Linked DNA regions of Homo sapiens: region 2 is linked to region 1. Evidence: chromatin loops called from intact Hi-C (ENCODE). Cell type or tissue: PC-3. All regions are shown on one strand. Links, peaks and the distances in the headings refer to the core of each region. The heading gives the core; the rest is flanking DNA.

Evidence for each region. Hi-C counts contacts between places; a loop is a spot of excess contacts. Peaks named below come from ENCODE experiments on the same cell type or tissue, not always from the same donor. Only the 100,000 strongest peaks of a DNase experiment are listed, where the experiment ranks them.
Region 2: a loop joins it to region 1, with 3 times the contacts of the local background. A loop is called at or near these places in 2 of 110 quality-filtered maps.

Annotation. Positions count from the first base shown.
Region 1 is chr1:21,061,375-21,070,502 of GRCh38, reverse strand. The region is part of intron 3 of EIF4G3 (eukaryotic translation initiation factor 4 gamma 3); the gene reads left to right. Among named protein-coding and RNA genes, the nearest start is that of MIR1256, 78 kb to the right of the region's middle. RefSeq lists a silencer at 2,335-2,505. In PC-3, for the core only: no CTCF peak of the experiment used is centred there; no DNase peak of the experiment used is centred there; H3K27ac peaks cover 721 bases.
Region 2 is chr1:21,120,518-21,136,876 of GRCh38, reverse strand. The region is part of intron 2 of EIF4G3 (eukaryotic translation initiation factor 4 gamma 3); the gene reads left to right. Among named protein-coding and RNA genes, the nearest start is that of EIF4G3, 48 kb to the left of the region's middle. RefSeq lists a silencer at 7,314-7,514. In PC-3, for the core only: no CTCF peak of the experiment used is centred there; no DNase peak of the experiment used is centred there.

The DNA.
Region 1 (9,128 bases), core at 1,129-9,128:
ACTTGGAAAGATCTCTAATGTTTTGATAAGTGGAGAGGAAAACATGTCATTGAATATTTATTATTGTGTTGTTGCTATTATTTTTACACATTTGTAAGTGTATAGAAAGGTTTGTAATAATGTGCTTCAGAGTATTAATCATTTTGCCATAGGGAGTGGAGTGGGATTTGAAGGGTAAAGAGGGCACTACTTTTTCTTTTTTTTAACAAAAATCATGTTTATACATTATTGTAGCAATTAGAGAAAGTAAGCATCAAACTTTTTTTTTCCACAGTCTTAGTTGCCACTGCCTGATATGCAAATTGGTAATAATTCTATCCTGATTCAATCACTAGATGCAAATGGTTTTCCACAGTGGCCTTAAAATTTTCCTAGATTATTGAAAAATAATATTGTATTAGCAGTAATAAGTTGTGGCTTGCCGTTTTCCTTTGTGGTCTTAAATTTATTTTTCCAAAATTTTAATATAGGACAGTTAGCTGAGTTCAAGTCTTGCATTACTTTGAAAGATCATCTTTGACTGAATTCTATAATGATTTATAAGATAACCATGATTGAGTATATTTCATTTCTCTATTCTTCCTGTGCTCACCTTTTACGTAAAACAACAAAAAAAATCTCATTCTTACCCATGATTAGCTCATCCTCTTTTCTTTCGACAAACCTCACAGTCAGTGTCATCAAATATTTGTGAAATCCAGATGCTGCTGCTGCTTTCCTACCCCCTCCTCTCCCCCGGTAAAAATTCCTACGAGTTAGACTCAGTCTTTTTTCTGTTTGGCCTTTCTTTCTAAATAGAGAACAGCCTTTCCTGTTGTGACAGCCTAAAATGTGTTTGAAGTTACTTTTCTGTGTTTTCCTAAGTACAAAATAACTGAAAGATCCTCTGGCCTCTTGGAGCTTGCTTTTCCAGGGGACTAAACATTGGAGATGTTGCAGAGCTTTTAAGAATATTGAGATAAACTTAATTTAGAAAACATATATTGAATGAGAGCTATATGCAAGGTTTTGTGCCTGGTAATGTGAGAAAGCAGTGGTGGACACTATGATCCTTGTCTTTAAGAGTGCTCATTTTACCAGGCAAGATGGTGATACGTTGTTTTAAGTACATGTGGGAATGTGAGGAAGAGACATTAATGATTATGTAAATGAGAACAAAAATATGTAAATAAGTAGTAACATTTACTGGTATAGTTTTTCTGGGTTCTCATTAAGCAAAAGTACTTGGAGGAGTGAAGCATGGTTAAACAGAGAAAGATGGTATCTAGATGAACTCTAAGAAGCCATAAAATGTAGGTGGGCAGCAAGTTTGGACTGCATCTTACAAGATATTGGAATGAGTGTACATACATCAGTTAAAGCCTTTGAGGTGGAGGATAAGGTTACAGCTACATAGTGTAATGAGCCATGAAATAGATAACAAAAATTGACCAAACCTAGGCAGAGGAGTTAACTGGTGAAAAACTCAACAGAACAGTTTATACAGGTTGAGCATCTCTAATCAAAACATTCAAAATCTGATATGTTCTAAAACCTGAAACTTTTTGTGTACCAGCATTATTCTCAAAGGAAATGCTCAATGGAGCAGTTCAGATTTTGGATTTTCAGATTGGGGGTGCTGAACTGGTAACTGTTTGCAGGTGTTCCAAAATCTGAAATCTGAAACATTTCTGGTTCCAAATTTTTCAGATAGGGATACTCAATCTGTAGAACATTTTCTTTATTACTATAAGTAACACTTACTGTGTAACAGTTACTTTTCTAAGCATTTTATGTGTATTAACTCAATCCTTATGACAACTGTATGAGGTAGGTATAATTACATTCCCCATTGTTAGTTGGCAAATAGACACAGAGGTGACGTATCCTGCCCAAAGTTATCCAGGTAGTGTGTGGTAGAGGTTGGATTTGAACTTTGGTGGATCTTTTAACATTTATTGAGTGACTACAGTGTCCCAGACACTGTGCTAAATGCTTTACATTCATGATATTATTTAATACTTATGACAACCTTTATTTACAACAAAGGAAAATGGGACTTGGAGACATGTAATTTGAATACAGGTCTGTTTTGAATCTACAAGTTCATGTGAAGTATTCTGTTTTTTTTTTTTTTTTTTTTTTTTTAAAGACAGAGTTTCACTCTGTCGCCCAGACTGGAGTGCAGGTGCAGTGGTACGATCTCGGCTCACTGCAACCTCCACCTCCTAGGTTCAAGCGATACTCATGCCTCAGCCTCCCGAGTAGCTGGGATTACAGGTGCCTTATGCCCGGCTAATTTTTTGTATTTTTAGTAGAGACAGGGTTTCACCATGTTGGCCAGGCTGGTCTTGAACTCCTGACCTCAGGTGATACACCCACCTCGGCCTCCCAAAGTGCTGGGATTATAGGCATGAGCCACTGTGCCCGGACCCTTCTTTTTGTTAAGATCACAAATAAGGTCAAAAGCAATACTCAATTTTTGGGGGATTAGGGCCCTTTTGAAAATCTGATGAAAGGTATGAATCTACTTTGCAGAACAGTAAACATACAAACATAGGGGTTTTCTTTTTTTATTTTATTTTTTGTTTATTTATTTATTTTTTTTGAGATGGAGTCTCGCTCTGTCACTCAGGCTGGAGTGCAGTGGCGTGAGCCACTGTGCCTGGCCTCTTTTTTTATTTTTTAACTGCAGTTTTAAGAGAGTTCAATAACTCTCACTGATAAGATTCCTTATTCTAGTCTAGACAGATTTTCCCCTTGCAGTGGTGCTGTGTTGCACTTTGAACCTGATTCCTAGGATTTGGAAATAGCTCAACTTCGACTTTACGGTGTATTAAATGGAGAGGTATCTTATTAAGATTTTATTTACCCTTCTATTTTGAAGTATTTTTCTTAAAAAGCATTTATACATGTGGTACTCAGTTGTATTCTGGTTATTAAAAATTTTATGTCTTTTTCTACCCATCATGGTATCTGCTTGCTGATTAATAACATTTATGAAAGTTAGGATTCCTTGTTGTTAATATTTAATGTGAATTTGCTCATTAAATGTTAAATCAGATACCTTGTTAAAATATTATTTAATAAAAGCCAGACGTGGTGGCTCATGCCTGTAATCCTAGCACTTTAGGAGGCTATGGTGGGCAGATCACCTGAGGTTGGGAGTTCGAGACCAGCCTGGCCAACACGGTGAAAACCCGTCTCTACTAAAAATACAAAAATTAGCCAGGCATGGTGGTGGGCACCTGTAATCCCAGCTGTTCGGGAGGCTGAGGCAGGAGAATCCCTTAAACCCCAGAAGCAGAGGTTGCAGTTAGCCAAGATCATGCCATTGCAATCCACCCTAGGTGATAAGAATGAAACTCCGTCTCAAAAAAAAAAAAAAAAAAGAAAAGAAAAAAATTACTTAATATGTATTTACCTGATTACTTTTCTTCAAAAGAAGGATTAACCTTAAAGATACAAGGGTATGTTATTTTGTTAAATGCCAGTTATAAATGTCTTTTGAATTTCTGGGATAAGAAAACAGTAGAAATAATAATAAAGTTCTTTAATGTTTGAAAACTGAAAATGTGTTTCTTTGAACTGTGGGATATTCCCTTCACAGCAATTTTACAAAGTATATGTACTGTTTTTAAAAATAAAACAACTGATATGGACCACGTTTAACTAAAATGAGTCATAGGAAATTAGATTTTAATAACTAGTTGTGTGGTAAATGGAGTTTTAATTATTTTAAGGAAAAGGAAAGAAAGACCATTAGTATCTCCAGGCATGGATTTATTATTGCCATGAAGTTGTTGTCATGAATAGAACGATCAGTTTTTACTGTAAACTTTGATAGACACTGGAGCATTTAACTTCAACTTTATACAGTTCCCTTTTTATCTTTTAAAAGCACATCTGGCTGTCGGGAATTCTGTAGGCAAGAAATTGTGAAGGATTAGAAACTGTTCTTTGTGCATTTAAACTGTCATTCTGTGGTTGCTTAATTGCCATATAGAATGCAGAATACTAGATTAGAAAGGTGTTTAGTTTCTTTAGCTGTTACAGATCCCAAAGAACTTTTGACTCTGTTAATTTCTTATGGCTATAACATTTCTATGTTAATTTTTTACATATCTAATGTAAAATCAATGGTATATTGTTATTCTTTGTTCAATAAGCATTTGTTTAGTAACTTTATTTTTTTTAATGTTTTTATATTTTTTACTTTTTTTTTTTTTCCTCCAGGAGTGGACTGAGTCTGATGAGGCTGCAGGGCCTGGCCCCTCATCCCTCCCCCTCCCGCCATAACTCTTTAAAAAATTCAGAAAAATCAATTAGGATGAGGTGTCAAGTATTTAGTTATTTGTTATTATTAATTTTCTTTTGAGACAGAGTCTCGCTCTGTTGCCCAGTGGTATGATCATGGCTCACTGCAGCCTTGACCTCCTGGGCTCAGTTGGCCCTCTCCCACTTCAGCCTCTTGAGTAGCCACAACCTCTGGCTAATTTTTGTATTTTTATTAGAGACAGGGTTTTGCCATGTTTCCTAGGCTGGTCAAGTATTTATTTTAAACTTGCTTAAAGGATTAGACTTTGCAAACCACAGCTTTAGGTTTATTGTAACACTCTCACCCCCATTTGTATAAATGAAAATCAAGCAGGAATCATTTCACCCCAAAACTGTCTTACACTTACTGGCTTAATATTAGGATTTTAAACCAACAGTTTAAATATTTGTAAATAATTAAACACACTTTTTATATACTAGGCATTATGATAAATATTATCTTAATGTGTTGAATAAATCAGCATGATAAGTCCTTACTTTTCACTTTTACAGAAGAGGAAACTAAACTTAAGTAATTTGCTTATATAGTTTCTGTATAGTAGAGCCAGAATTCAAACTTAGGTCTCTGACACCAAAACCCATTCTCATTTTTTTCTTTTTTTCTTCCCCCCGCCGCCCCACCACTGTTTTTTTTTTAAGATAGAGTTTCAGTCTGTCTCCCAGGCTGGAGTGCAGTAGCATGATCATAGCTTGCTGCAACTTCTGGGCTTAATCCTTCTCTCCCAGCCTCCCTAGAGCTAGGACTACAAGTGCACACCACCATGCTAAATTTTTTTTTTTTTTTTTTTGGTAGAAACAACCCCATGCTCTTTTATTGATGCTGTTTAGCCTACTTGGATGCCTTGAATCTGTTTACCTTCTGTTTATGTTCCTTCTTTCAAGTTTGTGTTTGGAAAGTGATAATTCGTGACTCAGCCTCAGAATGGAGGCATATATCACACATCTTACATGATTTGGATCTGTGTCAGAGGAACTTAATATTGTGGTTTTGATAATATAATTGAATTTATGCTTATAGTTGAATACTAAAATCTGAGATTTATTAATACCTTGGAATTAAAATAGAATTCACTTACCTTGGATCAGTTAAATAACTAGTTGATTAGCAACTGACTGAAGATCAACAGGAAAATAGTAAGGCATTAGTTTTAAAAAATTAAGTTGTAAGTTGGTAAATGACTAATTCCATTGCAGTCACTGAATGTATATCAGTAATCTCCAGACTCGCATACAACCTTGTCTTGGTGGAAAGCTCTGACTATGGATTTTGAACATAAGAAAGAGAATGTGAGTGTCTGTTAAAAGCCATCACTCCTCAGATGATGTTAAAAGTCTTCACTCCACATCTTCTGAGGAGTTGTCAAGTGTTCCTGCTTCTGACCACAAGGACAGCAATTGGCCTGTAATATATGTATTCCTTGAAAAAGTAAGGAGTTAATTTGTTATGCTTGTGTAGACTGTTACTAATTTTGTGTAGTTTTACTAAATGATTGGATTTAGTAGAATAGACAAACCTTACCACTCTTTTTTTTTATTCAAGACAGTCATTCCTAACTGATCAAGGTTTTGCTGTTGAACTGGGAAAGGACCTTGGAATCATAATATAGTGCTACACGATTCTATTAGCAGTGAAAGAAATAAAAATGTTTTTACTATCTTGGCTTCCTCCCTTTACGCTGTAAAGCAGCCCTGGCTACCTGATGTCTTCATGAGTTGATATTCTAAATAATTTTACCCTCAAATAGCCATATAATAGTAAGATTTGGTTGAATTAGTAACAGAGAAAATATTTATAGTTAAACATCTGAGTGGCCACTTGTCTGCAAGTACTGTCATAAGTACTCATTAAATCCTATTCCTGTCCACAAGGATTGCAAGGGCGCAAACAGATGATAAGAATCAGTGATCACTCACTGATTGTGTCCTTGCAGTCTCTGGGTGGCTGCAGGGCACAAAGGATAGCATGAACCTCGCCATTGGCTGCAGGGCACAAAGGATAGCATGAACCTCGCCATCCTCAACTACATCATTGGCTTAAGCAGGATTTTATAAGACAGTCTGGATACCTCACTGCCAAGTTCCAAATAGCAGATTTTGCTCACTATAAAATTAATGTGTCTGCTAGAAAAATGGAAACACAGAGAAAAGTATGACAGGAGGCTGGGCATGGTGGCTCATGCCTGTAATCCCAGCACTTTGGGAGGCTGAGGCAGGTGAATCACTTGAGGTCAGGTCAGGAGTTGCAGACCAGCCTGGCCAAGGTGGCAAAACCCCATCTGTGATAAAAATACCAAAAAAAAAAAAAAAAATTAGCTGGGTGTGATGGCATGCGCCTGTAATCCCAGCTACTTGGGAGGCCGAGGCAGGAGAATTGCTTGAACCCGGGAGGCGGAGGTTGCAGTGAGCCAAGATTGCACCACTGCACTCCAGTCTGGGCAACAGAGTGAGACTGCGTCCCCCCCCCCAACACCCCCCCCCCCAAAATGAAAAGTATGACAGGAAAAACATCCGTGATGTTGTTAACAAAAGACTCACACCACCCATTTTAACGTGATCCTTCAAGTTGTTTTGCTGTGCACTTAAAAAAAAAAGTTATTAGTGCACCACCGATTTCTGTCCTGCTTTCTTTACTTAAAATTATACCATAAGCAACTTCTCATTTTTAAAACACATTTTTCTAAATATATATTTTAAGAATGTATTTACTTGTTCTCTAATGAGTTAGTATTTTTTACTCTTACAGTGTTCAAACAACTGTCACATAGTTTCTTGGCATCCATAAATTTTCTATTTTTTTTAACGCTCTCTCAGCAGAATCAATATTCTTTTCAAAATACTGCCTCTAACTTTTGATCTGAACCCTTGTTGTTCTCAAAGTGTAAGTCAGGTGCCACCAAACCCTTCCAGATTCTTCTCAGACCTGGTTACTTTTGATTTTTCAGCAGTACTTTAAATACATCTCCTATTAGCCGGGCGTCGTAGCATGTGCCTGTAGTCCCAGCTATTCAGGAGGCTGAGGTGAGAGGATTGATTGAGCTTGGGAGGTGGAGGCGCCACTGAGTTGTGATTGTGCCACTGCATTCTAGCTTGGGTGACAAAGTGAGACCCAGCCTCAAAAAAATTAAAAAAATAAATATATATTCTATGGTATTTATCACATAATTCATTTATGATGACAGAGTAGGTGAAATTAGGAATCATATCAAACTGGTTTGGATTGCTGTGTGGTATCCTGCCTATCCTTTATATTCTGTCCCAGCATCAGCAGACCCATTATTTAAAATATATATATATTGGCTGGGCACCGTGGCTCACGCCTGTAATCCTAGCACTTTGGGAGGCCAAGGTGGGCAGATCATCTGAGGTCAGGAGTTCAAGACCAGCCTGGCTAACATGGTAAAACCCTGTTTCTACTAAAAATAGAAAAAATTAGCCAGGCGTGGTGGCACGCACCTGTAATCCCAGCTACTTGGGAGGCTGAGGCAGGAGAATCGCTTGAACCCGGGAGGCAGTGGTTGCAGTGAGCCAAGATTGCACCGTTGCACTCCAGCTTGGGCAACGAGTAAAACTCCATCTCAAAAAAATAGGTATATCTATATCTGTATCTATATCTATATCTGTGGATATATCTACTGCTTACGTCTTCTCCGTGGTGCTAGATCCATATCAATCCTGAGACTACTGACATTGGTTTGATTGTTCCTTAGTCACCTTTTGCCTATATTTTGAAATTCTGAGATTCTGACTTTGATTTAATTTTAGTTTAGGATATTACTGATTTATTCTCTGATGATCTTGTTTATTTTCTTTTAGAATTATAAGCAGAGGCTAGGAGTAGTGGCTCATGCCTGTAATCCCAGTACTTTGGGAGGCTGAGGTGGGAGGATTGCTTGAGCCCAGGAGTTTGAAGCCAGCCTGGGCAACATAGTGAGGCCCTGTCTCACCAAAAAATAAAACAAATTAGCCCAGTGTAGTGGCACACACATGTAGTTTTAACTACTTGGGAGGCTGAAACGAGAGGATTGCTTGAGCCCTGGAGTTTGAGGTTGCAGTGGGCTATGATCGCACTACTATGCTTCAGCCTGAGTGACAGAGCAAGACCCTGCCTCAGAAACAAACAAACAAAAAGCAAGCAGAGAGACTGGGTGCGGTGGCTCACGCCTGTAATCTCAGCACTTTGGGAGTCCAAGGTGGATGGATCACTTGAGGTCAGGTATTTGAGACCAGCCTGGCCAACATGGTGAAATCTTGTCCTATTAAAAATACAAAAATTAGCCAGGCATGGTGGCATGTGCCTGTAGTCCCAGCTACTTGGGAGGCTAAGGCAGGAGAATTGCTTGAAACCAGGAGGTGAAGGTTACAGTGAGCCGAGATCGCGCCACTGTACTGCAGCCTGGGTGACAGAGTGAGACTCTGTCTCAAAAAAGAAAAAAAAAAAAAAAAACAAGCAGAGAAATAAACCATATTGATTACATAATGAGAGTGAGCACAACCTTGAGTATGTAACAATTGACATTGACAAAATTGATCCAGAAATAAATTTTAGCTTTGCCTTTTGCCATCTTCCTCTCATAAGTTTCAGACTTTTTCATCTGAAATTTGCTAGTTTTGATAATTAGCTTAGATGCTATGTGGAATGTTGGTAATGAACCTACCTCTAGATTTACTTGCTTGGCCCTGACTGCTCTCCTGAGCTTAGATTCATGTATTCAACACACTACTTATTATTTCCATTTGAATCTCTGATAGGCATCTAAAACTACTTGTGGTTATCCCTTTCCCTTTGTCTATTCTGCCTCTAATCCTGTCTC
Region 2 (16,359 bases), core at 8,360-16,359, 59 kb before region 1:
TCAAGACTTCAATAGCCCAGCGTTCCTGGAGGCTACCTATTGAACAGTGCAGTTCTGTAATATATTCAAGTGTAAATACTGTTTTCTGTCTGCTTTCAGAAAGAATCAGAATGAGCAGATTTGAGGTGCAAGGGAAAGGATGAAGAGGCAGAGCTATATGACAGGCAATACCTATCAGTATTGTGATGGTTCATACCATTTCCTTCCTGGGTTAGTTACTCTACTAACAAGTGTGGGTAACTTTGTCCAGGCATTTGGGCACTGTATTGTGATTTTATTATTTATCAGTTTTTCCCATTAAACCATGTAGTTAAGGCAAGGGAGTATGGTTTTTTGTTTGTTTGTTTTTGTTTTTTTTTTGATACGGAGTCTCGCTCTGCCACCCAGGCTGGAGTGCAATGGTGCGATCTCGGCTCACTGCAACCTCCGCCTCCCAGGTTAAAGCAATTCTCCTGCCTCAGCCTCCAGAGTAGCTGGGATTACAGGCATCCACCACCATGCCTGGCTAATTTTTGTGTTTTTAGTAGAGATGGGGTTTCACCATGTTGGTCAGGTTGGCCTTGAACTACTGACCTCATGATCCACCTGCCTGGGCCTCCCAAAGTGCTGGGATTACAGGCGTGAGCCACCATGCCCAGCCTGTTCTTTTTTTTTCCCTTTGGCAAGGGAGTGTGTTCTTTTTTTTTTGAGACGGAGTCTCGCTCTGTCGCCCAGGCCGGACTGCGGACTGCAGTAGCGCAATCTCGGCTCACTGCAAGCTCCGCTTCCCGGGTTCACGCCATTCTCCTGTCTCAGCCTCCCGAGTAGCTGGGACTACAGGCGCCCGCCACCGTGCCCGGCTAATTTTTTGTATTTTTAGTAGAGACGGGGTTTCACCTTGTTAGCCAGGATGGTCTCGATCTCCTGACCTCATGATCCACCCGCCTCGGCCTCCCAAAGTGCTGGGATTACAGGCGTGAGCCACCGCGCCCGGCCTGTGTTCTTTGTTTCTGCTTTCATAAGGGTCTGTCTATGCTAGTAATAAAGTAGATGCTATACTTATTATTAGAAGTCTTTCTGTTGATAACAGGGAGCTCTGGCATGATTGATTATATGTCTGGGACCCGGGTGTGTTACATTACCCATATTAGTTATACATGAATTCATTCCCAGGCTTATTCTACAAATTGGGAGTTGGAAAATGTGTACACCATCAGTAGTAAGACCACATGTGAGGACTCTAGTGTTATTAAATACTGACACATGGTCTTGTATTTTTGCATCTTTATAGGTTAGCTTTTGCCAGTAGTAATAACTAACATTTGATGAAAATATTCTGTGTGGACTATTCATTTTTTACCCCATTTAATTTTCTTTGTTTTTATTTTTAGTTTTTGAGACGGAGTTTCGCTCTTGTTGCCCAGGCTGGAGTGCAATGCCACGATCTCGGTTCATTGCAACCTCTGCCTCCCAGGTTCAAGTGATTCTCCTGCCTCAGCCTCTCCCGAGTAGCTGGCATCACAGGCATGCGCCACCACAGCCAGCTAATTTTGTATTTTTAGTAGAGACGGGATTTCACCATGTTGGCCAGGCTGGTCTCGAATTTCTGACCTCAGGTGATCCACCCGCCTTGGTCTCCCGAAGTGCTGGGATTACAGGCGTGAGCCACCATGCCTGGCCTACCCTGTTTAATTTTCACAATTCTGTTGTGACTCTGCGGGTGGTGTTGACCTCATTGTATAGATAATGAAAATGGGTTTTAAATATCTTCTGTTACAAAAGGCATTTGCATCTCATGAATGGAATTTGTGTGTAAATTTAGTGTATGTGGTGGGACGTATTTCTTTTCTTAGAATCTATAATAGTAACATGATGATGATGATGTATTACGTGAAATTTATGTTTGTGTTTTAGGCAGATGTAAAGTGGCACATCTGGTTTGAAAACCTAAAACAATTGTATTTTAAAATATTGCATATATATCTGAGATTGGTAACTGTTAGAGAATAAAACAAAAAAAAAACACTGCATAGTACTATATAAAAATACACTATAACATAGCAAAGCAATGCATTCATCAGCTGGCTTCACAAACAAAATGTAACTAAAGTCTCTTGCATGTACCCTCCTTGATCACTTGCTCCTCTCTTTCACCAGAGATAAGTGGTATCCTGAATTTGGGATTCATTAGCCCAATGTATTTCTGTTATTTTTATTTTTGTTTTTTTTGAGATGGAGTCTCACTCGGTCGTCCAGGCTGGAGTGCAGTGGTGCGATCTCAGCTCACTGCAACCTCCGCCTCCCGGGCTCAAGTGATTCTCATGAATCAGCGCCCGAGTAGCTGGGACTACAAGTGTGCACCACCATGTCTGACTAATTTTTGTAGTTTTAGTAGAGATGGGGGTTTCACCATGTTGGCTAGGCTGGTCTTAAACTCCTAACCTCATGTGATCCTCCTGCCTTGGCCCTCCAAAGTGTTGGGATTATAGGTGTGAGCCACCACACCTGGCCAGCCCAGTGTATTTCTATATTTACTATATATGTATAGCTGAGTTTTCTAGGTGTCTTTTTATTTCAGCTGAAGAAGAAATTGGAATTATTAAATCTCAATTTTGACATGTGTATATTTTTTCAGCCTGTAAGATATTTTCTGAACTTAGCTCCAACATTGTATTTCTGGAGAGTTATTAAGTCTCATTATGACTGAGATACAGGAATGTGAGGTTTGAAAGAGCTAATCTTAGTATTAATACCCAATATTTTGAGCTGTTAAGATTTTAATCTTATAAAGGGCAGGAATAAGACTGTTTAAAATTATTTTGCTCAGTGAAGTAAAATTCTAATGTGAGATTTTATTAAATAGGGTCTGCTTTACTATATTTAGGCGTAAGCATAGAAGCAGCAAGTGACATTGAAATCCATGGTGTAAATCTCCGCAGTAAGTACAGTTCAACGACTGAGAACATTGTGATGATGGTGACCTTTAAGCATCTGAATTCTGATGATACTTATTTATCTATAAATGAGAATGACAATACTTAGATTATTAGGATAATGGGGAGGACTAGGGGAGGACTAGAGTATATAAAGTGCCCGGAATCATCCTGGGTGCTGTCTTAGTGTATCAGATATATTTCAAACCTTAGTATTTGTGGCCTTTGAATTTAAACAGTTGCTGTTATTAGCTTCAATTGTTAGAGATAGTGTCAATGAGTGGAATATGTCAGCTAGAAGCTACTCCTTTTAGATTTTCCACATTCTGAAAGGTAGGACTATGTTTCCTTTTTGATAGTTGCATCTTCACTCTCCTATAGGGAGCCAGTGGGACTCCAAACCAATAGCATAGACAACAGTCATTAAGAAAGAAGGCTTAGGCTGGGCGCGGTGGCTCATGCCTGTAATCCCAGCACTTTGGGAGGCCGGGGTGGGCGGATCACGAGGTCAGGAGTTTGAGACCAGCCTGGCCAATATGGTGAAACCCTGTCTTTACTAAAAAAATACAAAAATTAGCCGGGCGTGGTGGCACACGCCTGTAGTCCCAGCTACTCCGGAGGCTGAGGCAGTAGAATTGCTGGAACCTGGGAGGCAGAGGTTGCAGTGAGCTGAGATCGTGTCATTGCACTCCAGCCTGGGTGACACAGCGAGACTCCGTCTCAAAAAAAAAAGAAAGAAGGCTTTGGAAGGCTTTGTGCTTGAACCCAGCCCTATCTGTGAAGTGTAATATTATTTAAATCTGCTACATTGTCATTTTTGTTTAATAGGATATTTTTCCATTTGAAACAAATGTAGTAAATGTTCATAATGAAAAATTTGGGGCCGGGCATGATTGCTCACACCTATAATCCCAGCACTTGGGGAGGCCGAGGTGGGTGGATCGCTTGAGCCCAGGAGTTCAAGACTAGCCTGGACAACATGGTGAAATCCCCATCTCTACTAAAAATACAAAAATTAGCTGGGCGTGGTGGTGCACACCTGTAATTTTAGATACTCGGGAGGCTGAGGCAGGAGAATCTCTTGAACCTGGGAGGCGGAAGTTGCAGTGAGCCAAGATCATGCCACTGTACTCCAGACTGGGTGACAGAGCAAGACCCTGTCTCCAAAAGATAAAATAAAAATTTTTTTAAAAAAGGAAAATTTGGAAGTTTTAAAAGCTATGAAAGCTGGGCATGGTAGCTCATGCCTGTGCTTCTAGCATTTTGGGAGGCTGAGATGAGAGGATTGCTTGAGCCCAGGAGTTTGACACCAGCCTACACAACATAGTGACACCCCATCTCTACAAAAAAATAAAAAATATGCTTGGTGTGGTGGCATATGCCTGTGGTCCTAGCTATAATACTTGGGAGGCTGAGGTGGGAGGATCAGTTGAGCCCAAGAAATCCAGGCTCTGGTGAGCACCACTGCACTCTAGCCTGGGTGACAGAGCAAGACTCTGTTTCAAAAACAAATAAAAGCTATGAAGAGACAAACCCTAATTTCACTATTCAGAAAGAACCTTTTCTTTTTTTAATTCAGCATTTTTTCCTAGGCTTATTTAATTTTCTTTTTGTTGCTTTAATTAAAGCAACAAAATGCTCCTCCAGAGCATTCCAAGCTATAGATGGACAAGCAGTATCTGAATTAACAGGGAGGATTTTTTTAGAATGGTGTTTAGAAAATGATAAATTTTTATTTGAATGTTAAGGAAAATGTTTGAATCTCTCAGTTTTTAAACCTCATTTCAAGGACAAATATCACTTTGGCTATGTTTATTGAGTTTTGAATAAAAATATCTAACAATATGTTTACTTTGATACGGAGAACATTATTTATATTAATGATATTGATCTTTCTATTGCCTTCATTTTTGAAAAATATTTTTCCTCACATAAAATTCTGTGTTGACAAGTATTTTTCTTTCTTTTTTTGATTATTAAAAAAATTTTTTTTTTGAGACAGTGTCTCACTGTTTCCCAGGCTGGAGTGCAGTAGTATGATCATGGCTTACTACAGCCTTGACCTCCTAGGCTCAGGTGATCCTCCCACCTCAGCCTCCCAAGTAGCTTGGACTACAGGCACACATGACCACACCTGGCAACGTTTTCTGTTTCTTGTAGAGATGGGTTTTGCCATGTTGGCTAGGCTAGTCTCAAACTTCTCGGCTCAAGCTATCCTCCAGCCAAAAGTGCTGGGATTACAGGTGTGAGCCACCATGCCCAGCCACACTCTTTTAAAGTAGTGCAAATGTCATTGTTTTCTGACTCGTATTGCTTCTCACAAGGTCTGCTGTAATTCTTACCTGTTTACTTAAGTATATGTAATTTTTTGTTTTCTTCTTCTTGCTGCCTTCATGCTGTTTGATTTTGATGTTTCCAGGCTTGTGTGTTTGTTGGTTTGTTTTATATTTACCTTGCTTAGGATTTCTCTAAACTTCTTGGATCTGTGGTTTGGAATTTTTTTTTTTTTTTTTCTGGAAAATTCTAGGTCATTATCTCAAGTATTTCTTTTTTTTAGTCTCTTTTTTCTTCTGTGAATCCAGTTATACATATATTATACCATTTGATACTTTCCCACATTAGTGGAACCTCTTTTTTTTTTTTCTTCCCTATGTTGTAGTTTGAGTAATTTCTGTTGATACATCTTAATGTATCTTTAAGTTCGTTGATTTTTTTTTTTTTTTTTGAGGCAGAATCTCACTCTGTTGCCCAGGCTGGAGTGTAGTGGCATGATCTTGACTCACTGCAATCTCCATCTCCTGGGTTCAAGTGATTCTTGTGACTCAGCCTCCTGAGTAGCTGGGATTACAGGCGCGCACCAGCATGCCTGGCTAGTTTTTGTATTTTTAGTAGAAATGGGGTTTTGCCATGTTGGCCAGCCTGGTCTTGAACTCCTGATCTCAGGTGATCCACCCACCTTGACCTCCCAAATCCCAAAGTGCTGGGATTATAGGTATGAGCCACCGTGCCTGGCCCAAGTTCGTTGATTCTTTCATCAATTGGGCCCAGTCTGCTGACATTGTATTTTTTATTTCTAGCATTTGCATTTAGCTTTTGAAATTATTTTCCATCTAAAAATAATTTTTCTTCCTGAAATTACCCATCTATTCATGTATGTTGTCTCCTTTTTCACTGTCCTTTAACATACTAATCATTATTACAGAGAAATCACTGTCTTCATTTTTCTAGCTTCTGTATCATCCCTGAATCTGGTTGTATTTATTGCTTTTTTCTCTTCACTAAAGGTGGTTTTTTCTATATGTGTGTCTCCTAAGTTTTGATTAAGCGTTGAACATTGTATAGAAGAACAGTAGAGACTGAGATAAGTAGCATTTATGTTTGGAAATGGGCACGCCACTTCTTCCTTCAGGCCTTTACCGTGAGATATTGGGTGCTTAGTTAAGCTAGCTAGCTCACGCCTGTAATCCCAGCATTTTGGGAGGCTGAGGCAGGTGGATCACTTGAGGTCAGGAGTTCAAGACCACCCTGGCCAACATGGCAAAACCCCATCTCAACTAAAAAAACACAAAAAAATTAGCTGAGTGTGGTGGTGGGCACCTTTAATCCCAACCACTCGGGAGACTGAGGCAGGAGAATTGCTTGAACCCCGGGGGCAGAGGTTGCAGTGAGCCAAGATTGCCCCACTGCACCCTAGCCTGGGCGACAGAGCGAGACTTTGTCTCAAAAAAAAAAAAAAAAAAAAAAAAAAGAGATGGGGTCTCCTGTGTTGCCCAGTCTGGTCTTCAACTCTTGGGCTCATGTGATCCTCCCGCCTTGTCCTCCCAAAGTGCTGGAATCACAGCCACTGCACTTGGCTCTAGCTTGGGTTTTTATTGTTGTTGTCATTACCTTTGGTGTACCACAGGCTTTAGAGTCTTAAAATGGTAGCTAATTTACCCACAGTGTAGAATACCGTTGCTTGGTACTAGGTGCTAGGATTGTGCTAGGGGCTATTATCCTGATCCACCCTCATCTCAGCCTTATGCGGACCTGGTGTATCTGGCCTCATAGATGTGGCTTTGTCAGTGTTACCTCCCCTCTTCCATGTAGCAGCCAGTTTGTCTTATATTTGTGGTAGTTCTCGGGTTGGAATTTCTCACCCCTTGCCCTTGCCAATGGTAGCAAACTTCTGCTTGATGGATCAGTGTGGGATCCTAGGCCCAAAATGGTTTCCATATTCTTCCTCACTGGAATTGGGGTGGGGGGTTGTTACTTCTTCATCCTGGCAACGGTAGATTTTGGAAATGTCCTGGGGGAGAAAAGGGTTTGCTGCTTTCTCTACAGGGACCTCTGCTTCATAGCAGAAAAGGACCTGTGGAATCTCTTCAGGCTTTGTGCCTGTTCCTAGCTGTGGAGGATCTACCTCTTGCACTCCTGTTCCATCAGATGGGACTCTCTCCAGTTTCTGTCATGAAGCCAGTCTTTCTTATGAGCAACTGTGAGAGATGTGTAAAGGTCTTGCTCATGTGGAGATTTGTAGTGAAGAACTTGCAAGTGAATGTCGTACTTACCAAGTGCATTGTGTCTGGGCATTCACTTCGGAAACTGATATGCCAGTCCACACTTAACTTTGAGGAATTTATTAAACTTTTAGCAGTTTTTTTTTTTTTGAGATAGAGTTTCGCTCTTGTTGCCCAGGCTGGAGTGCAGTGGTGCAATCTAGGCTTACCGCAACCTCTGCCTCCCAGGTTCAAGTGATTCTCTTGCCTCAGTCTCTGGAGTAGCTGGGATTACAGGCACCCGCCACCACGCCTGGCTAATTTTTTTGTATTTTTAGTAGAGATGGGGTTTCACCATGTTGGCCAGGCTGGTCTTGAACGCCTGACTTTGTGATCCACCCGCCTCGGCCTCCCAAAATTGTGGGATTACAGGCATGAGCTACCCCGCCCGGCCAGATTTTTTGTATTACAACCGACCATCTCTTTCTCTCATGGTCTGTCCTTTGGAATTCAGTTCATTTTGTTTTCTTGCAAGTTCAGCTCCCTAATGGGCTAAAGAAAAGTTACGTTTTATATTATGTGGCCTTTTCTCCTTTTAAAGTGAGTGTGATATTCTCTGCAGCTTTCTTTTTCCTAAGCAGAAACAGAAATCTAATAGTAATCTTTCAGATTAATCTGTGTCAAATTTCACTGCAAGAAACATTCAAAGTTGTAATCATTCCAAGAAGGATTACAAAAATACTTGAAATACCAGGTGAAAAAACTAGATTTAGGAAATCAAGGCATTGAGAAAATATTAATAAGAATAGAGATTAAAAAATAACTCGAGCTAGGTAGAGCCATGAGCATTATACAGAAATGAAGGCCAAAGAACCTGGATAATTGCTGGATGTGGGTTGGAGTTATGAATCTGAGCTTCATAATGACCAAAGCAAAGTTATATAATTGACAATGTTGAAACTTTTTTTTTTGTTTTTGAGATGGAGTTTTGCTCTTGTCACCCAGGCTGGAGTGCGTGGCACGGTCTTGGCTCACTGCAACCTCCACCTCCCAGGTTCCAGCGATTCTGCTGCCTCAGCCTCCTGTGTAGCTGGGATTACAGGCACCCGCCACTACACCTGGCTAATTCTTGTATTATTTTTTAGAGACGGGGTTTCACCATGTTTGCCAGGCTGGTCTCAAACTCCTGATCTCAGGTGATCTGCCTGCCTCGGCCTCCCAAACTGCTGGGATTATAGGAGTGAGCCACCACACCCAGCCGAAACTTTTTTTTTTTTTTTGAGACGGAGTCTTGCTCTGTCGCCCAGGCTGGAGTGCAGTGGCTCGATCTTGGCTCACTGCAAGCTCCACCTCCCAGGTTCACACCATTCTCCTGCCTCAGCCTCCCGAGTAGCTGGGACTACAGGCGCCCGCCACCACGCCCGGCTAATTTTTTGTATTTTTTTTATTAGAGATGGGGTTTCACCGTGTTAGCCAGGATGGTCTCGATCTCCTGACCTCGTGATCTGCCTGCCTCAGCTTCCCAAAGTGCTGGGATTACAGGCATGAGCCACCGTGCCCTGCCCACTGAAACTTTTAATTTATTTCCATGAGTGGATTTTAACTAGGAAGAAATATTTTTTGCTTTACTGGCAGATCTAGTGGAGTGAATTGTGCAATTTATAAGACATCTATCTTTAACATAGATACTGTTTTTCTTGTGTTACATTTTAAAGTGTATTGTCTGTACTTTTCTCATATTTTGTGCTGGGGGAGCTGAGATAATTTCTTGAATATTAGTGCCTTGTAGTACAATGTAAGATGCTAGTTATAAGATAGTTGTTGTTTGAATCCCAGAGTCCTCAAAACAATCTTTTATTGCTAGGAAGCCAGAATGGCCTTATGCACAGGTAGGGTTAAGGAATGCATTCATTTGTTCCTTTATTCAACAAACATTAATTGCATGTCTGCTGCGTACCAGGTATTGCATTAAGAGCTGAGGATATAGCAATGAATAAAAACAAGTCATTTTTTCACAAAATTTATATTGTATTCAGATAGAAAGGTAGTACCCAGACATAATTGTCAGATGGTGATAAGTGCTGTGTAGAAAAAATAATGCAGGCCAGATGCGGTGGCCCATGCCTGTAATCCCAACACTTTGGGAGGCTGAGGCAGGTGGATTGCTTGAGCTCAGTATAATTTTGAGTCCTGAAAAAAAATTTAAAGGAGGCCAGGCATGGTAGATCACGCCTGTAATCCCAGCACTTTGGGGAGGATTGGTGCAGCCCATGGCTTTGAGAACAGCTTGAGCAACATAGTGAGACCCCATATTTACAGAAAATATAAAATTAGCCGGGTGTGAGGAGCTTGCCTGTAGTCCCAGCTACTGGGTGGGGTAGGGCGCTGAAGTGGGAGGATTGCTTGAGCCTGAGAGGTCGAAGCTGTGGCGAGCCATCATTTTGCCACTGCACTCTGGCCTGGCAACAAAGTGAGACCTTTTCTCAACAACAACAACAAAAACACCAACAATAAAAATTATAGAAATAAAAAAATACAGTATAATAACTCTTTATACAACATTTACATTGTATAAATAATCTAGAGATGATTTGAAGTATGCAGGGAGGATATGCATAGGTTTTATGCAAATACTAGATCATTTATATCAGGGAATTGAGCATCTTTGGATTTTAGTATCCACAGGACTCCTGGAACCAATCTCCTGTGGATACAGAGGGACAACTGTACTTCATCAATTGACCTAGATCCATCTCTATTAATGTGTTCTCTGATACTTGATGCCTTTATTTCCCTTATCTTTTTTATAATTGTTAGTTTTTTTTTTTAAAGGGTCTGATTCTGTGGTAGCCCAGGTTGGAGGAATGCAGTGGCATGGTCATAGATCACTGTAACCTGAAACTCCTGGGATCAAGGGATCCTCCCATGCCATTCTCGGGAGTAGCTGTGACTACAGGCAGGTGCTACCCTGCCTAGCTGTTTACTTTTTGTAGAGATGGCGGCTTGCTGTGTTGCCCAGGCTGATCTTGAACTACTGGCCTCAAGCAACCTACCTCGGCCTCCCAAAGTAATGGGAATGTTTCCCTCGACTTGACATGTTTGTTTAAGTCTCTTAAGCTTAAGAATCAATACTTTATATAAATTCAATGTAGTATTGTGGTTAAGAGTATGGACTCTGGCCTCAGAATACATAGGTTCAAATCTTAGTCTTGGGTAAGTTTTTGCCTTTTCTGTGCCAGCTTTTTTTTTTTTTTTAATTTTAATTTTTATATACATTCTTGAGACAGGGTCTCAATCTGTCACCCAGGTTGGAGTGTAGTGGCATGATTATGGCTCGCTGTAGCCTCGACTTCCTGGGCTCAAGCAATCCTCCTGCCTTAGCCTCCTGTGTAGCTGGGACTACAGGTATGTGCCACCACCACGCCTGCCTAATTTTTGTAATTGTTGTAGAGACACGGTTTTGCCATGTTGCCCAGGCTGGTCTCAAACTCCTGGACTCAAGTGATCCTCCCTCCTTGGCCTCCCAAAGTGCTGGGATTATAGGCGTGAGGCACTGTGCCTGTTCTGTGCCTGTTTTTTCATCCTGAAATAGGAATAAGTAATAGAACATTCCTCCTAAGTTTGTTGTAAATGAATTAATGTGCATAGAACAGGGTCTGTCATACTTAGTGCCTAATAAGAGTGTGTGTGTGTGTGTGTGTGTGTGTGTGTGTGTATATATATATAAAAAAATTATATATATTTATTTATATATATTTATTTATTTTCGATACAGAGTCTTGCTCTATTGCCCAGGCTGGAGTGCAATGGCACAATCTCGGCTCACTGCAGCCTCTGCCTCCCAGGCTCAAGCGATTCTCCTGTCTTAGCCTCCCAAGTAGCTGGGATTACAGGCACCCGCCACCATGCCTGGCTAATTTTTATATTTTTATTAGAGACAGGGTTTCACCGTGTTGGCCAGGCTGGTCTCGAACTCCTGACCTCAGGTGATCTGCCTGCCTTGGTCTCCCAAAGTGCTGAGATTATAGGCGTGAGCCACTGCTCCTGGCCTATTGCCTAATAATATTAGCTATTATTATTGTATGGAATATATAACCCTGGAACTTCTCTTTTAGGGGCTGTTGTCATTAAGAAAGTGAGGGTACTGTTTCAAATGTTTAAATAGAGTTTAAACATTGTTTCTGAGACTTCCCTATTTTCGTTTCCCAGTAACTTTATCAGAAGTTGAATATCATTTAGAATTCTCTCATCTTTTTAAAAGCTTTTCTTTATATCTCATATGCTGCATACGTAGAACCCAGATTTGGTCTTTTTTACACACTAACATTGTACTGGATACAAAGTTATTGAGAAATCAGCAGCTTTAAGTGGGTATGTAATTAAAATAAATTTCTTCCCTTCAAATTTATACCATTGTGGTAGCTGATACTGCCTGTTTACATTTTTTGGTAATGTGAGGGCTGAGTCACTTTTGATGAGGAATTGTGGAACTTATTTCTAAACCTGGATGTGTTGAAACAGTTAATTGAACTGGAGGTGATTTTAGATCTCCTTGGTATTAAAGAGGGATAATCAGCACTGTGGTAACAGAAAATTATGATGGAAATATTAATTCCCCTTTTTGATTAATAATTGAGTAAATTTTTCCTTAGTATTTGCTTTCACAAAAATGAAGTTCTTTAACTTGACTGGTTTAAAATGGTTATTCTCAATCTTCTTGAAAAAATTGTATTATTTAACTGTTTAGGTATGTACTTTGTTGGCTGACCAAAATAAATGCCATTTTTATGCTTCCTTTAAGAAGGATTGCACAGAAAAATTAAAAAACCAGCACATTGGGATACCAAACACTACTAGGTGGGATAGTTTGAGATTTCAAAATTCTGAAGAATTCTCATTTCCTCTACCTTATAGTCCCATGAAGGCTTCTGACTATTCCCAGAAGTCAGTCTGGCCGTCTTCTTGTTTATGTGTCAGTGAGTTATCCTCTTATAGAAGCAAAATAAAGCCTACCCTTTAGATTTCCATAATAAAGTATCAGCTTTGCTGGCTCTTCAAGGTGTTTGAAGCCAGTAGTGCCCATGTAAGAAGCAATCTCACATCTTTACTGCTTTACTGTTGGACAGTGGTTTGAATGTGTGCCAGATGAAGGACATTTCTTGAAAGCTTTGTACTACACCTTGAATTTTTTTTTTTTCTTTGAGACCGAGTCTCGCTCTTGTCACCCAGGCTGGAGTGCAGTAGTGCAACCTTGGCTTACTGCCTCCGCCTCCTGGGTTCAAGCACTTCTGCCTCTGCCTCCCAAGTAGCTCGGATTACAGGCGCCCACGACCACAGCTGGCTAATTTTTGTATTTTTAGTAGAGATGGGGTTTCATCATGTTGGCTAGGCTGGTCTGGAACTCCTGACCTCAGGTGATCCACCTGCCTCGGCCTCCCAAAGTGCTGGGATTACAGGCGTGAGCCACCATGCCTGGCCTACACCTTGAATTTGAGGAAGAGATACGTAATGTTTAAGATATTTGAAGAATATCTTAAACACAGTATCATGTGTTTCCAACTCCTAAATTGATCCCTAGATAGACCATCAGAAGGCTGTGTGTACCATAGCAATTCTGTCTCTTAGAAATGCCTTCCATCTAAAGCCTGCTCTTTGTCAACACTGGAATTACAGCACTGGATAAGGTTTGTGTATTTTTTATAGGACCTATGTGGCAGAATTTTACTTAATCATAATCTAGGAAGGAACTCTGCAGATAAGTTTGTTTTCTGTGGTTTAAAAAGTTATCCACTACAATTTGTCTTTTCCTGCCACTCACTTCCCTTTTTATTTTAACCTTAATGCCAGTAAATTTTAAGACAAGTTTTTGGCCCAAATGCTCTGATCTATTAATACTTTTTTTTTCTTTCTTTTTTTTTTTTTTTGAGACAGTCTTGCTGTGTTGCCCAGGCTGGAATGCAGTGGTGCAATCTTGGCCCACTGTAACCTTTGCCTCCCAGGTTCAAGCGATATCTCGTGCCTCAGCCTCCTGTGTAGCTGGGACTACAGGTGCGTGTCACCAAAGCCAGCTAATTTTTTGTATTTTTAGTAGAGACAGGGTTTTGCCGTGTTGGACAGGCTGGTATTGAACTCCTGGTCTCAAGTGATCTGCTCATCTCGGCCTCCCACAGTGCTTGGATTACAGGCTTGAGCCACCGCATCTGGCCTCTGAACTTTAGATATTGAAGGCATCGCATCTTTCTTTTTTTGATGAACTGTTTTTCCCACAGTGTTATGTCTTGTATTATTTAAGCCTACCACTGTCTCAGAGTCATTGTGGACTAGGGCAGATTAAGAAAATTGGAGATCCTTTTGTGACTAGACAGATGTCTTACAACTTTTAAATATTTTGATAATTTACCATTAAGAAAGAACGGCAATGATAATGGAAGACACAAGAGGAAAAGCCTGGCCATCAAGCTGTATAGCAGTTTTCCAGAGGCTTTTACTTTTTATTGGGATTGGATTATATTAACCTTACATTCATGTTCCAACCGTGTAATTTTGCCCTAATACATTATTTTAACTTTTCTCTAGCTTCTGTAGACATCATGATTCCTGTCTTGCTTGAATCCGAATCTGTATAGCTTGAAACAGCATTATTACTAGTATAAGTGCAATTACACATCATCCATATGTGTAATACAAACTGGCAGACTAAGACCCCAGCCGATATGTTAAATGCATTGGAAAGGAGTTTTTCACACATTTAAATTGTGTTATTTTCTTACATGAAAGTGCTCGATATTATTGGTTTGGGCTATAATAATTGAATCACAGTTGAACTTGAATTCACCCAAACTGAAAAACATCTCGTTTGACCTGTTCTGTATCAGTGTGCTAACTGCTGAAGGTATTAAAACACTAGGTGTGTGAAAGCATATTAAATAAGGATATGTTTATTTAAAAAGCATCCGGTTTAAATTTGCAACTAATTTTCCAATTTATGACATGCAAAAAAAGTAATTCTCCTTTTCTGTCACCTTGTAATTTATAAAAATCAACAGAAAAATAAGTTACATGGTTTGAATTAGTCATTTAGTTTTTTGGTTTTCCAGTATATGGGAGGATAGAAATTATTTGACTTCTTGCTTCTGTTTACATGATTTTGCTCTGAGTAATTACAGTTTATTCTTTTCGTATAAAGGAGTTTTCATATCTTGAAAATTGTCCATCTGAGGGTAAGCATGGTATGAATGTAATGCAGTAGAAATACTACATTGAGAGCTCATCTAAACTCTTTCAAATTCAAATGTGTCATTGTTTTAAGCAGAATTCTCTCTAATCCTAATGTTTATTGTTTACATATGCATGAATTCATTCCAGAGGGGGAATTAGAGGATGGTGGCTATAGGCTTTGTTGGGACTGGAGCTCATGTGACCTGGGTTCAGTCTTGGCTGTGACTCTCACCAGGTGTGCGAACCTGGGAAAACCACCTAACCTCTTTGTTGCTTAGCTTCCTAATCTGTAAAATGGGCTTAATAATAAGCCCATTACCTCATAAGGTAACCTACCTTACAGGCTGTTTTGAATCTTCAAGGTTGGAAGGCAGTGAAATGTGTATAATGGCCAGTGTATACACACGTGTTGTAGTTAAGATACATTGTAAAGGAACCTGAAGGTTTCCTCTCCCATTTTTGTAGATTGATGGATTAGTTTTTTTTTTTTTTTTGAGACGGAGTCTTGCCCTGTCACCCAGGCTGGAGTGCAATGGCATGATCTTGGCTCACTGCAACCTCCGCCTCCCAGGTTCAAGTGATTCTCCTGCCTTAGCCTCCCGAGTAGCTGGGACTACAGGTGTGCACCACCACGCCTGGCTGATTTTTGTATTTTTAGTAGAGACGGGGTTTCAGCATGTTGGCCAGGCTGGTCTTGAACTCCTGACCTCATGTGATCTGCCCGCCTTGGCCTCCCAAAGTGCTGGGATTATAGGCGTGAGCCACTGTGCCCGGCTAGGTGGTATTTTTGATAATTTAGGTCATATATTAGGTTCAATACTCAGTTCGCATATTTCTTAAAATTTAATTTGCACTCATAAATTGAGGAAATGAAATATACATGTATTTATTTTAAACTTTTGAAATTACACTACAAACTCTGCTTTTTGAGTAATTTTGTGTTTGAAATAATATAGGAAGTATTTACATTTATTATAACATATGGAAGCTCTCCTTTAATAATAATTGTGATACCATTTGTTGAATGTCTACTAATGTCTACTAGGTGCCAGGGTTGTTAAGAATACCATTTTAGACTGGGTGTGGTGGCTCACACCTGTAATCACAGCACTTTGGGAGACTCAGGAATTTGAGACCAGCCTAGGCAACATGGTGAGACACTGTCTGTATAAAATATTAAAAATTAGCTGGGCATGGTGGCTCACTCCTGTAGTCCCACCTACTTGGAGGCTGAGGTGGGAGGACTGCTTGAGCCCAGGAAGTTGAGGCTGTAGAGAGTCAGGATCATGCCACTGCATTCCAGCCTGGGTGACAGAGTGAGACCTTGTCTCAAAAACACCCCAAAAACCATTTTACAGGTTAGGAAACTAAACTTGTTGGTCTGACTTAAGTTTATGCTGCATATTCCTTAGGAAGCTAGTAAAAAGTAAAAAAGAAGGTAAAGTTCATACTCGTGCTCTTATACTGAGATGCGTATTAAGTAATGTGAGTTGAGATTCATATTCGGTGCCATAGTCTTTTTTCTTAACCCCATCAATCAATTGGGATATGCATATTTATAACTGGTATCTTGGATCTATTAGGACATATTTACTGAAGACTATATGTATTTGTATAATAGTATGTTAGATTTTTTTTTTTTTTTTTTTGAGATGGAGTCTCACTCACTCTGTTGTCCAGGCTGTAGTGATCTCGGCTCGCTGCAGCCTCTGCCTCCTGGGTTCAAGTGATTCTCCTGCCTTCTGCTCAAG